Linked DNA regions of Homo sapiens: region 1 is linked to region 2. A link is an interaction called in ENCODE POLR2A ChIA-PET data of the cell type or tissue named here. Cell type or tissue: PC-3. All regions are shown on one strand.

Region 1 (2,500 bases), 400 kb before region 2:
AAGTATGTGAGATAAAAACATGTTAATTAGTGCAATTTAGCCATTAGCAATGTACACATATATCAAACATCATGTTTTACACCATAAATACATACTATTTTTGTCAATTAAATAAGAAACACATGTAAGTGCCTTCATTTTACAAATGAGAAAATTGGGATTCAAGAGTCTAGATCTGCAGCCCATGCTTTTAGTCACTATGTTGACAAGCTTTTCCCCAAACCAAAATGGAAACAAAACAAAACCTGTTTGTGGTGTCATAAATTATTCAGGATCCAAAAAGTAATGACCTCACAATCCAGACTTTGGGACCTTATGTAGCAGCATTTCTTAGCAAATACACATTCAACTGAAGGTGATGCAGTGAATGCTAAAAACCAGTGTATTAGTCAGGGTTCTCCAGAGAAACAGAACTAATAGGATATACGGATAGAGATATACTCTAAGAGATTTATTATGAAGGATTAACTCACTCCAATTCAGACACTGAGAAATCTCATGATCTGCCTTCCATAAACTGGAGGTCCAGGAAAGCTGGAGATATAGATTCCGTCCAAGGCCAAAAGCCTAAGAACCAGCAGTCTAAGGGAAGGAGAAGATTGAAGTCCCATCTCAAGCAGAAAGAACAAATTCACTCTTCTTCCACCTTCTACCTTTCTATTCTATTTGCATCCTGAAGGAATTAGATGATGTCCACCCACATTGGGGGCCTACCAATTCAAATGTCAATCTCTTCTGAAAACACTCTCACACAGACACAGCCAGAAATAATGTTTAATAAGATGTCTGGGCATCCCGTGGCCCAGTCAACTTGACACATAAACTTAACCACAACCAGTTCTCCATATTTTCCCTTCTCCTTCCTCCATTGATGACTGTTGCAGGCTGCAGGAAGGCCAGGGTCACTGCGGACTTCATCCATGCCTGCTTCTGGGAGCAACACAGAAGCCAGAGTTGCTCATAGAAAGAATAGATCCCCAGAATGGTCAAGGAAGCCATTCAGATGATTCAGCAGATGAACAGCACCTTAGCAGTAGTGACTGGATGTTTTGAATGTATTTGTTCTGACTCTGAAACTACACATCATCTTTGGTAAAGTGATTCAGCCTCGACATTATGCCACTGTCTAATACATAGATAATATAAAACACAGACTACCATTTCTCCTGCTTACTTAGGGCAAATGCTAACTGGGAAAGGGGGTTTAAGAGGTACAGGATTTGTTCTGTTCTCAGGAGATCATAAAAACATCTGTCCAAGTATCTTTATCTCAGTGATCTCCTGAGGGAAACAGTCTAAGTCTGAATTACTTAAAGCAAGCACAGTAGATGATCTTTCCACTCTCACATGGTTGCAGATGACTACTGTGTTGCTAATTTCTCTCTCAGTGTAGAAAAAGTGCAGCCCTGTTTAAGACCAAACAGATACATCACTGAGTGTTCAGCTTCTCAACTTATCATTGGTATTATAAATCCACTGATTCACAAATTTACTTAGCTGCTTATTGGAATTACGCATGGAGCTTAAAAAATACTGATGTCTGCATTCTTCCCTGGCACATTCCAATTTAAATATCCTGGGGTGGGGCCTGGATACAGAGATTATTGCAAGCTCCAGAATGGCTCTACTATGCAGTCACCACTGAAACCCACTGTCTTGGAGTGCTGTTTATAAACTGCTCATGCACAAATAAGCATGTTTACTACATACTTTGACAAGCTTTTTTTTTTTTGATATCTTGCAAAGTAAGAGTCAAATGAGGTAATGTCTGCAAATTGCTCAGCAAAGTTTCTGGCAAAAAAATAAGATCTCAATAAATACTAATCCTTATTTGCCCCAAATACTAATCCTTATTTGTGCACATGAGTGCACACACACACCCAGCATTACCACCCTACAATCAAACCACAAGTTAATAACATTACAGAAAATTTTTAGTATAAAGATATATATATATATATATATAAAGTTCACTTTTTTTGTCCTAACTGTACAAAATTGTTATAAATTATAGCTCATTTTTCTGCTTAAGGATGTGAAGTCTAAATGACAAAAACATATCTTCTTTGGATGTTTGGGTGTTGCTTTAGAATTTTTTAATAATTCATATTATTTCAATTTTAATAATTTATTTAACCCAAACTATCCAAAATATTATCACTTAAATATGTAATTGTCTTAAAATGTTATCACAGATATTTTAGATTTTTTTGTACTAAATTTTCAAGTTGTTATGTATTCTACATTTATAGCACATCTTTTTTTTTTTTTTCTTAATTATACTTTAAGTTCTAGGGTACATGAGCACAATGTGCAGGTTTGTTACATAGGTATACATGTGCCATGTTGGTTTGCTGCACCCATCAACTCATAATTTACATTAGGTATTTCTCCTACTGCCATCCCTCCCTCAGCCCCCCACCCTCCGACAGGCCCTGGTGTGTGATGTTCCCCGCCCTGTGTCCATGTGTTCTCATTGTTCAACTCCCACCTGTGAATG
Region 2 (2,500 bases):
AGTTTAAACACTGTGAGGCTTTAGAGGAGTTGGAGAACTGAAAACTCTTCTTGTTGAATATTTCATAAATATAATTTATTTAACTTGAACCTTCATCTGAAAAGCTTCCCTTTCCCCCTTAAGAAATTTTTACCAAGAAGAGTAAGCTAAAGCTATTGCATATTTTTGGCAGAGAAAAGTAGATTAACTTTTGGTATATTTAGTGACCACCATGAGCACATCTGAACGCAGCAGCAGCTAACATGTGAGAGGGCATGATCTGCCCAATTATTACAAGATTGCATTTCCTCATGCCATCTCTAATCAGAGGAAAAGGTTTAAATTAGCAGCAATCTCAAGAATGTGAATCAAGTCTGGGCAGAACTTTTGTATCTGACTCAGTGTAAGACTGTTTAGTTCTTGTTTCAAGTAGTCTGCACAACAAATACCATGCCTGCAAATATGCAACAAACACTCCCAGGAAGAATATGTTTGTTTCTTCCATGGATTCAGGTAATAGGAACTATGAACAGATCTTATAAAATTTTGTGGGCATTTATGTGTTGCTATTAAAATGGAATAAAGATTTTCTATTTCTGGGGGCAATGTAGATACAAAATTAGAAAGTCAGACAGGTAGATATGTTTGGCCTTTAAATAAAGTTTAGCTTTAAACTCCTAATCTTATTGAGGTACTTAAAAATATGTAAGAATCAAAATATTTTACTGACAGTGGAACCATGGTTAAGTCAAGAGCTTTAGGGAAAAGAGTATATGTATATGAATATGCCTAAAAGTAAATAGGGATAATGGATTCAAGTTTTTGTTTCATATGATATCTAAGAATCAGATTTCTTGGAGTAGAATCCCATGAGTGAATTCATCTTTCCACAAACTATGTCATCAGGCTCATTTTTCAAAACCAATGTGCACAACACCTGGTCAAACTTCTGCGTCAACTACATTCCGTGTCAATAAAATGTTTGCTTTGCCAAGGGAGACTCTGAGAAAGTGACCAATATGTAGCAACTGAGAAGTCATTTAAAGGACATCAGAAAATGACTGAGCCACGACTAATTCATTTGGCAGAGCCCGCCAGGCACCATGAGCTAACTGGAGAAAGTATTGGTTCTTGGTGTCATATTTACATGCAAAAGAACTGGATTAATGAGGAAACATCTGGTTATTTCGGGTGTTATCAGAATGACCAATTTGGATGCTTCATTGAAATGTGCAACTTAGCAAGAAACCAGATTGGAAAAAAAACAGCACTAAATGCGGCTAAAAAAAAAAAATCTACAGACAGATGTAGACTTAGAAAGAGCATTCATACTGCCCCCTCCCCTTTTTAGGAGGTTCCTTGGTTTAAATGGAAATTACTGCATGGTGGACAAATCTCCAAATGCAGTTTTATGTACTGCTTATTGGAAACCACCATACAAACTATCTGTTTTACCTTAACCCAGGTCTTTTACATAAGAGTTTCAGTGTGAAAACTCGTTAAGAATTAAACCTAGTTTTGAAACCCTAAGCTCCAATGGATCATTACTACCTGATGAAATGCTTGGTTTCCTGCAATTTCACAGTTGATATTCAAATCCCAAGCATCCATGCTTCTCTGGCTCCTTCATAAATTCTTAACCTCTTCCTTTCTCCAAGAACGTTAATTTAAGTTATAATTCTCAGCTTCCAGAATCTTGTTTTATCTGAGAGCCACTAAATGTAAGCGAGTTTCCACGTGGAAGAAACGTTAAAAACTTCTTAGAACTTAGTCAACTTCTAGAAAGGAAGGGAATTGTGGTGGGCCTCAATGACCATTAAGTCATGAGTTAGGGAGCCTGGGCTGCCCTTGTGGCCTTCAAGAACTCTTTGGATCTTGTTGCTCCTTGAAAAATCCAGGTTTAGAACCTCCGGGCTCACCATCCTATAAACAGGTATTACAGCACTAGACAGGAGGAAGTCTTTCTATGTCCTCTGTTTGTCCTGTGGGTATTCAAAGAAGGTTGTCAGGGAAGAAGGATGTCTTTACCCTGTTCAAATCTCAGTCTACTGGCATCTCCTCTCACCTAAACACCTGACACTTAATCCGGGCTTCTCATTTGATTTCTTTTGTTAGTTTGGGAAAGCCTGAATATTTTAAATTTTATTGTCACTCATGTTTTCACCATGTCTGTCTTATCACATGGTGAAACTGTGAGTACCTAAGGGCAGAAGCTGCTCTCACCCAGCTCTGTACTCCTCCCATAGCATCTAGCAGATTGTATGCACACAGAAAGCACTAAACCATGTTTACTGGTTTTATAATCATTTTTATGTCTTGTCTAGATGTGTTCATTTATATGCTAAATCACCAAAAAAAAAGGGGAGGGGGAGAGAGAGAGCAGTGATCCCCTTTTAAGCTGCTTTTCTGGATTAATTATATACTAATCTCCAATACTGCTGAACCATTTCCATCCCTGTTAAGAAATATTTCATTAGAGAGCTTGTCACCAAGACCATTCTTCATACTTGATGTACAATAA

What was found. ChIA-PET counts read pairs that join two places held together with the same protein. Peaks named below come from ENCODE experiments on the same cell type or tissue, not always from the same donor. Only the 100,000 strongest peaks of a DNase experiment are listed, where the experiment ranks them.
Region 1: POLR2A ChIA-PET joins it to region 2 with 14 read pairs; 3 of 35 experiments call an interaction of 5 or more read pairs at or near these places.

The regions. Positions count from the first base shown.
Region 1 is chr2:150,075,000-150,077,499 of GRCh38, forward strand. No RefSeq gene overlaps it. Among named protein-coding and RNA genes, the nearest start is that of LINC01818, 93 kb to the right of the region's middle. In PC-3, no CTCF peak of the experiment used is centred here; DNase peaks (open chromatin) are centred at 1,032 and 1,482; H3K27ac peaks cover 1,872 bases.
Region 2 is chr2:150,479,396-150,481,895 of GRCh38, forward strand. The region is part of intron 3 of RND3 (Rho family GTPase 3); the gene reads right to left. Among named protein-coding and RNA genes, the nearest start is that of RND3, 7.0 kb to the right of the region's middle. In PC-3, no CTCF peak of the experiment used is centred here; a DNase peak (open chromatin) is centred at 976; H3K4me3 peaks cover 2,456 bases; H3K27ac peaks cover 2,500 bases.